Linked DNA regions of Homo sapiens: region 1 is linked to region 2. The links are chromatin loops, found by intact Hi-C in ENCODE. Cell type or tissue: dorsolateral prefrontal cortex. All regions are shown on one strand. Each heading gives the region's core, and the rest is flanking DNA. Links, peaks and the distances in the headings are about the cores only.

What was found. A loop is a pair of places that touch in the nucleus more often than their neighbours do. Peaks named below come from ENCODE experiments on the same cell type or tissue, not always from the same donor. Only the 100,000 strongest peaks of a DNase experiment are listed, where the experiment ranks them.
Region 1: it touches region 2 in a loop (5-fold over the local background); 2 of 110 quality-filtered maps call a loop at or near these places.

What each region holds. Positions count from the first base shown.
Region 1 is chr14:72,034,315-72,039,705 of GRCh38, reverse strand. The region is part of intron 2 of RGS6 (regulator of G protein signaling 6); the gene reads right to left. Among named protein-coding and RNA genes, the nearest start is that of RGS6, 100 kb to the right of the region's middle. In dorsolateral prefrontal cortex, for the core only: no CTCF peak of the experiment used is centred there; no DNase peak of the experiment used is centred there.
Region 2 is chr14:71,984,389-71,989,779 of GRCh38, reverse strand. The region is part of intron 2 of RGS6 (regulator of G protein signaling 6); the gene reads right to left. Among named protein-coding and RNA genes, the nearest start is that of RGS6, 55 kb to the right of the region's middle. In dorsolateral prefrontal cortex, for the core only: no CTCF peak of the experiment used is centred there; no DNase peak of the experiment used is centred there; H3K27ac peaks cover 1,613 bases.

The DNA.
Region 1 (5,391 bases), core at 106-5,105, 50 kb before region 2:
TCCCAATCAGTAATTGCTTCAATGTAAATGGATTAAATGCCTCAATCAAAAGACAGAATGGCTGAAGGAATTAAAAAACAAGACCTCACTATCTGATGTATACAAGAGATTCCCTTTAGATATAATGGCACACATAAGCTGAAATGAAAGAATGGAAAAAGATATTCCATGCACATAGTAACCAAAAGAGAACAGAGGTAGCTATACCAATATTAGACAAATAGATTTTAAGTCAAAACTGTCAGAAGAAACAAAAAAGGACATTATACAACAATAAAAGGGCCAATTCATAGGGAAGATACAATAAGTATAAACGTGAGGCCCTAAATCGTTCAGGATCTATATCCCTCCTATAAACTAGCCCTAAAACTGAGCTCTGTTGACTCTCACCCTCACAATGTCAACTACCAGCTTATCTTTGCGGGTACAGGACAAGGACAAGACCAGAAATTATCTCTTCACCTACCCTGAGATTAATGCATAATTGACTTTTCCTCTGCTTCCTCTTTTTATGTTTACTTCAACTTATTTAGTAAAATGTAGATTCACTGAGTATGAGATGAATATGTAATTTACTTTTTTCATCTACTCCCTCTTTTGACATGTAAAATGTAGATTTGCTACAAAAAGAGACTTTTGTCAACCTAATAAAGGACATATCATTGGAAAACCAACAAGGATCACATCTAATGATGAAGACTGAATGCTTTCCTCCTGTGAATGAAAACAAGGCAAACTTCTATCTCCATTCCTATTTCACACCATACTGGAATTCCAAGCCAGAGCAATCAGGCAAGGAAAAGAAATAAAGATATCCTGACTGGAAAAGAAGAAATAAAACTGTCCCTGTTCACAAATGAAATTATTGTTTACATGAAAAATCCCAAGAAATAGCATACATACAAACCTCCTACAACTAATGAATGTATTTAGCAAAGTTGTAGAGTACATGTAAAAAAATGGATCATATTTTTATGTGTTAGCAATAAGGAGCTGGAAACCAAATATTTTTTAAATGCTGTTTAAAATAACTCCAAAAATGATATTTAAAACAATTCCAAAAAATTGAAATACTTACATATAAATCTAATAAATATTTATGTAAACAATTAGAGGGTATGCTGAAAACTATAAAATGCTAATGAAATAAAGAGGACCTAAATAAATGAAAAAAACATACTATGTTCAAAATTGGAAGATAGTATTGTGAAGATGTGAATCTTCCCCTAATTAATCTATAAATTTAGCACAAACCTAATCAAAATCCCAACAAGATTTTTGTAGGTAGAACTAAGGTGATTCTAAAGGTATATGGAAAGGCAAAGAAACAAGAATAGCCAAAACAATTTTGAAAAAGAACAGAGTTGGAGGAATCACACTTTTCCACTTCATCAAGGTTTCTATAAAGCTAAAGTAATTGAGATCAAGATAGCATGGTTGGCCGGGAGTGGCTCAGACCTGTAATCCCAGCACTTTGGGAGGCTGAGGCAGGCGGATTGATTGAGGCCAGGAGTTCAAGACAAGACTGGCCAACATGGTGAAACCTCGTCTCTATTAAAAATACAAAAATTAGCCAGGCATGGTGGCATGTGCCTGGAGTCCCAGCTACTTGGGAGGCTGAAGCAGGAGAATAGCTTGAACCTGGGAGGCAGAGGTTGCAGTGACTGAGATTGCACCATTGCACTCCAGCCTGGGCAACAGAGCGAGCCTCAATCTCAAAAATAAAATAAAATAATAAAAAATAAAGACAGCATGGTATTGGCAAAAAGATAAACATGTAGATCAACAGCATAGAATAGACTTCCAGAAATAAACCTACAGAAATATGGCCAACTGATATTTTAATTGAAGTATAACTCACATACAGTAAAATTCACTGACTTAAAGTGTGTAAATTGATGTTTTGACAAATGCATATGCCCACATAACACACCCTGTAACGTGTATTCCCATTTCCATTACTTCAGAAAGTTCTGCTCTGCTGCATATACCCATGGGCAACTACAGTTTTACCAACTGAGTTTTTGATAAATTTGCAGAGGCAATTCATCAGAGAAAGGACAGTCTTCTGAATAAACGGTGTTTGAAGCATTCAAACATCTAAATGCAAGAAAATGAACCTTGACCTAAATCTCATACTGTGTCTGGAGTTGGTTCCTTCTGGTAGGTTCTTGGTCTCACTGACTTCAAGAATTGGGACCTTCGTGGTGAGTGTTACAGCTCTTAAAGATGGTGTGTCTGGAGTTTGTTCCTTCAGATGTATCCAGAGTTTCTTCCTTCTGGTGAGTTCACGGCCTCGCTGATTTCAAGAATGAAGCCGCAGACCTTCGCAGTGAGTGTTACAGCTCTTAAAGGTGGTGCGGACCCAAAGAGTGAGCAGCAGCAAGATTTATTGTGAAGAGTGAAAGAACAAAGCTTCCACAGTGTGGATGGAAGGGACCCGAGCAGGTTGCTGCTGCTGGCTTGGGTGGCCAGCTTTTATTCCCTTATTTGGCCCCATCTATGTCCTGCTGATTGGTCCATTTTACAGAGTGCTGATTGGTGCATTTACAATCCTTTAGCTAGACATAAAGCACTGATTGGTACGTTTTTACAGAGTGCTGATTAGTGCATTTACAATCTTTTAGCTAGACACAAAGCGCTGATTGGTGTGTTTTTACAGAGTGCTGATTGGTGTATTTACAATCCTTCAGCTAGACACAGGAAAGTTCTCCAAGTCCCCACCTGACCCAGAAGCCCAGCTGGCTACACCTCTCAATACCTTATACCAAAATTAACTCAAACTAAGTTACACATTTAAATGTAAAATATAAAATTATAAAATTTTTATAACTAAAGGGGTAAATCATGATCTATAACAGAAAAAATAAATCACACCATCATAATTAAAACCTTGTTTTTAGAAAGACACTGTTAAAAGAATAAAAAGGCAAACTACAGACTGGGAGAAAATATTTACAGATCACATATCCAGCAAAATACTTGCACTCAGAATATATTAAGGACTCTCAAAACTCAATATTGAGAGAACAAGCAGTCCAATTTTTAAAATGAGCAAAAGACCTGAACAGACACTTCACCAAAGGGGACGTAGGGTCGGCAAATAAGCACATGAAAAGATGTTCAGCATCATTGGCCATTTGAAAAATGTAGATTAAAATCATGATAAAATACCCTATACACATATTAGAATGGCTGAAATTTGAAAATACTCTGGCAAACAGTGTGGCAGTTTCTCATAAAGTTACAGGCACATCTACCGGTTGACTCAGCAACCTTACTTCTAGGAATTACCTAAGCATTACAATATGAAAACATATCTGTACCCCAAAACCTGTATAAGAATGATTATAGAAGCTTAATTCTTAATTATCAAAAACTGGAAACAGCCAAATGCTCTACAATGGGTGAAAAACAAAACAAAACAAAACAAAACAAAACGGGTTATGTTCACACAGTGGAATTCTGCTCAGCCATAATAATAATAATAATAATAATAATAATATGTTTACATGCAACAACTTGGATGAGTCTTCGAGGCATTATGCAGAGTGAAAGACGCCAGTCTCAAAAGATTATATACGGTAGGATTTCATTTATGTGACCTTGTGGAAAAGACAAAACTTTGGTGATGGGTAACAGGGTAGTGCTTGCTAAAGGTTAGTGTTACGGGTGGGACTAGGGATATTGACTACAAAAGGATGACATGAGGGAGTTCTCTGGGGTGACGGAACTGTTTTGTATTCTCATTATGGCAGTGGTTACATAAATGTATACATGTGTCAAAATTCATAGAACTGTACTCACATACAACGTCAATTTTACCATATGTTTATTTAAAAAGTAAAATTTTAAGAAGTTAAAACAAATAAATAAAATGTAGATGTGCTGAGCACTAATCAGAGCCTCATTTTTGCTATTTCCCCTTTAAATACTGAAGTTCCCAAAATGCTCTTTGGAAAAGCACAGGGCACAAATGCTACTGTGACCCATGTTTTTCTTGGGCATGTCCTCAAACTTTGGCTAAATAAACCTCTATCAATTGAGATTCACATTGCAAAACATATAGGATGCAGCAAAAGCAATACTAGGAAGGAATTTTATAGCAGTAAATACCTACGTTAACAAGGAAGAAAGAAATTAACAACCTAACTTTACACCTCAAGGAACTAGAAAAACAAACTAAACCCAAAGTTGCGAGAAAGAGGGAAATAATAAAGACTAGAGTAAAAATAAACAAATTAGAGAATAGAAAAATAATAGAAAAAAACAACAAAAATTGAGTTTTTTTAAAGACCAATAGAATTGATAAATCCTCAGACTAAATATAGAGGATTCAAATAACAAAAATCAAAATGAAAGAGGAGATATTATACCTGATGTCCAAATAAAAAGGATTATAATATATTGCTATGAATAAGCATATGCCAGTAAATTGGATAATCTAAAAGGAATAAATTCCTACAAACATACCATCTACCAAGACTGAATCATAAAGTAATAAACAATCTGAACATAGCAATATAGCAGTTCCCCCTTATACATGGGGAATACATTCCAAGGCCGCCAGTGAATGCCTGAAACCCTGAATAGTACTGAGCCCTCTATATGCCATGTATTTTCCTATACAGTAATGGGGGAGTAGTGTATACGTAGAAATGCTGGACAAAGGGATGATTTAAGTTCTGGGTGGGATGAAATGGGACAGTGGGAGATTTTATCATGCTACTCAGAATGACATGCAATTTAAAGCTTATTGTTTATTTCCGCAATTTTCCATTTAATATTTTCAGATTGCAGTTGACTGCCAGTACCTGAAACTGCAGAAAGTGAACTCTCAGATAATAGGGGAATATGGTAACTGGAAAGGAAACTAAGTAAGTAATCAAAAACCTCCCAATATAGAAAAGCCCCGGACCAGATGGTTTCACTGGAGAATTATATCAAACATTTAAAGAAGAATTGGCACCACTTCTTCTCAAACTCTTACAAAAAAATTGAAAAAGATGGAAAATTTTCAAACTCATTTTTTTGAGGCCAGCATTACTCTGATACCTAAAGCAGACAAAGATACTACAAGAAAACCACAAGGATCCCTGATAAATACTGATGCAAACATTCGTAACAAAATACTAGCAAACCAAATTCAATAGCACATTAAAGTAATTATACATCATGACCAAGTGGGATATATTCCTGGAATGATAGGATGGCTTAACATACAAAAATCAATCAATGTGATATACCACATTAATAAGGGGCTAAAAACCACATGACTGAATTGGTGCCAAAAAAAAAAAAGCACTGAAAAGAATTCAATACCCTTTCATGACAAAAACACACAAAAAATTTCATTAATAGAAAGAAATTACCTCAAGATAACAGAGACCA
Region 2 (5,391 bases), core at 192-5,191:
GTTGATGACCTGAGGTTCACTGAGGATAAACTAAAAACCATACGGCTTAGAGTCTATCACAGCCTCTGCTAAGGTAAGTGTGAGTGACGCAGCTCTATTCCCAAAGACCTGGCCCATGGGAAGTAGTGTACAGGCACCAGACCCCAGGTCAAGAGGTCTGGCTCTGCCACTAAAAGCTGGTTGAGCCTAGAAAGGCCTCTTTACCCCTGAGCTTCAGTTTCCTCATTTACAAAGCAGAAATAGATATGTCTGCCTTATGTTTTTCACAGGCCTTTTACAAATATAACATGCAGGATGCAGAGTGCTAGAAGAAATTATAAAAATGGAAGTCGATATTATCACCGAACACCATAACTCAGTGATTAGAGTATCTTGCCTATGAGGTTGTGATAGCCCTGGCATCCCAGAGGAAAGATCAGAAGTAAGCAGCTCCCCAGGTGGTTGTCTTGTTCCTTCCAGGTCTTGTGAAAGAGCATGGTCTGTGAAGAAGAGACAGCCTGACCTGCAACTCGGGATTCCCACTTACAGGGGAGGCCCAGGCATGGGTTTACCCAGTGTAAGCTCCTTTCTTCATATGCGGCATGGGAATAACAATGATTTTACAGCAGTGCTCTCAGTGTGAGCAATTCACGTGCCCAAAGCACTGGCCCAATGCCTGGCACAAAGTGGGTCCTGCAGAAATTGACAGCCATTTGGACATTGCATCTGAGATGGAGGTAGCCAGCCAGCAAGTGGAATATCCTAGTGGGATATTTCAGAACAGCCAGCTCAACACTTCCAGCAGCTCAATATGCCTGTTTTTTATTTTAAAAAAACAAACAAAAATCTCATCAATAATGTACTGGCATAAATTATGTGACCCCTCAGGAAAGGAAACATATTATTTGAGGGGTGAATGGCAGGTCTTGTATATTTTTTGTAGTACAGGAATGTGCACTTGTTTCTAATTTATCTTGTATACCCCCTCCCCAGTTAGACCCTCCATGGGTTCCTGGAAATAAATCAGCACCACATGGAATCACTGGGTCTTGGTTCCTATGGAAATATTGTCCCAACAAGGACATTTGCCGATGCTTTTTCAGTCTCTTTCAAATCTCCGAAAACAGAAGCTGCAAACTTCTCTGTAAAAAGCCAGTTAGTAAATATTTTAGGCTTCACCGGTCATACGGACAGTCTCTGTCACAACCACTCAACTCCTCCGTGGTAGCTCAAAAAAAAAAGCCATAGATAATTCATAAACAAATGATGTGGCTGTGTTTCAATAAAACTTGATATACAGATACTGAAATTTGAATTTCACATAATGTTCACATGTCACAAAATATGGCTTCTCTTTTAAAGTTTTTCAACCATTGCAAAATGTAGAAACCATCCTGAGGCTCAAGGGATCAAAGGCATGGGGACAGATTAGGCCCAACAGCAAGTTGCTTGCTGACAACTGTCCTAAAGTTGTAACATGTCATCAGCCATAGGAGACTTTTGTTTCAACTACTGACCCCTCCTTCCCAGCAACGCAATGAAGTTAATGACAGTAATAACTCCCTTCAGAAAGAAAATGCTCACCCCCTGCTCGCTCACTGATAGTTAGACTTTATCATCTGTTTCCTTGACTAGCTCCTCGAAGGGCTCATCTACCTTGAGTCACATTAGCGCCCAGGGTCAGACTCTTCCCTGGCAGATTGGCCACCAACACTATCACTTGTGTGCCTTTTGTCAGCCACTATATGTCACAAATCCTGACCAGAACATGGAAAATGACGGAAAGAGAGGCCTTGGCAGAGTCAACAAGCAGATTGGCACATGTCTCTCAAGCTAAGGGAAGTGCGATATGCCAGCACTTTCTCTCATTGTTTGAAAAAAGCACATAAAGTCTTCTACTATGCCAGATGGACAGTCATGAGAAGGTTATTTATTCACTGTATTGTTTAGTATCATAATTAATATTTTTTTAAAATATAGTTCAAGCATGGTGGCTCACATCTGTAATCTCAGCATGTTGGGAGGCTGAGGAGGGAGGATATACTTGAGCCCAGGAGTTCAAGCCCAGCCTGGGCAGCACAGTGAGACCCTGTCTCTACAAAAAAGTTTAAAAATTAGCCAGGTGTGGTGGTGCATGCCTGTAGTCCCAGCTATGGGAAGGCTGAGACGGGAGGATCAAGCCCCAGAGGTCAAGGCTGAGTGAGCCAAGATCACACCATTACACTCCAGCCTGGGGAACAGAGTGAGACTCTCTCTGAAAAAATAAAAAATAAATAAAATAATTAGAGACAAATAGTCCTATAAGGAAGCCACACTGGATGGGACTACAGTAAATGAGGTCTTCCTTTTATTCATTTTGAATGTATCTGCTTGGTCACTTCTCCTCGATGGCATGGGCTTGTTTGTGGGGCCTAACAGGAGCACCCAGTGAGCAGGTTGTGAAGGTCTTTAAGCCACCCTCCCATCCTCACTGCCAGTCTCTGAAACTCTCCTCTTTTCTGCCCTCCAATGAACTTCAGCCAATACAAACAGACATCCCAGACTTAGTTTAGATTGCCACATATCAACCATCACAAATACAGGAAGGAAAAACAAAACTTCAGCGTACCTCCTCCCTAGCTATGAAAAAGACAAAAATTCCAAAATTATTTTCCTTTCCTTTTCTAAGACAGTGTGATAAGTAGAATAACGGCCCTCCAAAGATGTCCACACCCTAATCCCACAAACCTATAAATATGTTATTTGACTTGGCAAAAGAGACTCTGCAGGTGGGACTAAGTTAAGGACTCTGAGATGGGGAGGTACCCCTGGATTATGTGTGTGGGCTCCATGTAATCACCGGGGGTCCTATAAGAGAGAGAAAGGAAGGTCAGAGTTGGAGAAGGAGATATGATGCCAAGAGTAGAGGTGGGACTGATGTGGGGCTATGACTTAGGGAATGTAGGCAGCCTCTAGAAGCTGGAAAAGGGGAGGAAATGAATTCTCCTAGAGCCCCCTGAGGGCATGCAGCTCTGCCAAATCATTTTTCACTCCTGATTTCTAGAATTATAAGAAAATGCATTTGTGGGGTTTCTTGGTTTTTTGTTTTTTGAGACAGGGTCTCACTCTGTCACCCAGGTTGCAATGCGGTGGCACGATCATGGCTCACTGCAGCCTTGAGCTCCCCAGGCTCAGGTGATCCTCCCACTTCAGCCTCCTGAGTAGTTGGGATTACAGGTGCACGCCACCACACCCAGACAACTTTTGTATTTTTTTTTTTTTAAATAGAGATGGGGTCTCATCATGTTGGCCAGGCTGGTCTTGAACTCCTGAGCTCAAGCAATCCCATCTCAGCCTCCCAAAGTGCTGGAATTACAGGCATGCACCACTGTGCCTGGCCTTGTTTTAAGCCATTACATTTGTGGCAATTTGTTATGGCAGCAATAGGAAACTAATCCAGGCAGCTGCTGAAAACGTTACAGACAAAGAGAAAGTATAGTTTCTAATAAGTTAGCCACTGAATCTCATTACATCTAAGCCTGAAGAATGAAAGGAAAGGTCTACTCCTTTCATGCAGGGTCCCTAAACTCCAAAACTATTGAACATTTAAATAAAGTGAGGCACAAAATGGAAGGTTGAAAGGGGTGAGTGGGCAGTTCGAGAACACTGTAGTCATATACAAAAAGCATTACCCAAGAGGACTGCAAAGGATGAGATAGAAATGGAATGTGACTTATTTATAGCAAAGCCTGCCTCCCCTCTCAAGTGTGTGACAGAAGAGCTGTTTTAAAGTTTTATTCTTCAAACTTGGCTGCAGAACTTGGCTGCTTCTCAGAACTGTGCTTTTGTATTTAGCTTTAAAATATAAGAAGCAACCCCATGGTTAAACTGTAGGCAGAGGTGGTGCAGGCAGGAAAAAATGCTGTGGGGAGTAGAAAGAGGTTGAAATGTTATTCTTATTTAGTTAGTTGCTTAAGAAAAACAAATAGAGAATAAAATAGCAAATGTCTTGGAAGGGTTCCAAGTCGAAAATTTCTGAATATCCCCAGGCATCAACAAAGCTCTCAGGATAAGGATGGTGTTGCAAAGCCAAGCAGACACTAGGATGGGGATGCGGTTTAGAGGTGAAGAAAACACTGGCCCTAATTGTTAGAAATCCCCTCACCCTCTTTCTGTAGTTCAATGACATAGAACTTTTACAACAACCCAGAGAAGCCCAGTCTATATATGCCAAAATCAATATTGACCTTCCAGAAAACCATATATATAATAGGAGTTGTAACACAGGTCATGCATTTTGACCTAGGAATTTTTTAATTTGCTATTAATAACAAACCCTAAATAAGTAAATCATGGTACATTATCTACTTAGAATATTATTCAACCTTTAAAACTATGATAGCCAGGTGCGGTGGCTCACAGCTGTAATCCCCGCACTCTGGGAGGCCAAGGTGGGCGGATCATGAGGTCAAGAGATCGAGACCATTCTGGCCAACATAGTGAGACCCCGTCTCTACTAAAAATACAAAAATTAGCTGGGCATGGTGGCACATGCCTGTAGTCCCAGCTACTCGGGAGGCTGAGGCAGGAGAATCACTTGAACTTAGGAGGCGGCGGTTGCAGTGAGCCGAGATCACACCACTGCACTCCAGCCTGGTGACAGAACGAGACTCCATCTCAAAATTAAAAATAATAAAAATAAATAAAACTATGATAATGATGACATATTATGGCACAGATTAGTGCTTAGGTTATGGTAGAAAAGCACAAAATAGCACATACACTATGATTACTCTCTAGGTTAATGTGTTATGTATACTACTGATACATATTCAAGGACTGGGAGGAAGAGACCAAAATGTTAACTTTAGTCATATTTGCATGATAGGAATATGTGAGATTTTTTCTCTACTTTATATTTTGATTCTTTCTAAATTGAATTATTACTTTTTAAATGGAAAGCGATTATTTCTGAAGAGGAATGGAAAAAAAATTCATTGGCAGAAGGCTCAGCTTTACCAATACCTTACCATGTGAGACACAGAGCTAAAAATGTTTGTTTTCTTACTTCAAGGTCTCCATATGAAGAATGAGGCTATAATTATATAAAGCACGTATCTTATATATAGTGTTATAAAATATATTTTCTCCTAAATACATCTGATATATTCTATCCCCTTGCCTTGGTTCACGTAGCTCCCATCACCTGGAATCAGTTTTTGGCTCTTTTCCACCAGCCAACTCCTACCCTTTCTTAAAAACACAGTTCAGATGATTTCTCTTCAAATTTCTTCTTCCTCAATAAGCCTTCCTTGTCCACACCAACTTTTTTTTTTTCTTTTTGAGACAGGGTCTCACTATATTGCACGGGCTGGTCTCAAACTCCTGGGCTCAAGGGATCCTCCCATCTCAGCCTCCTCAGTAGCTAGGACT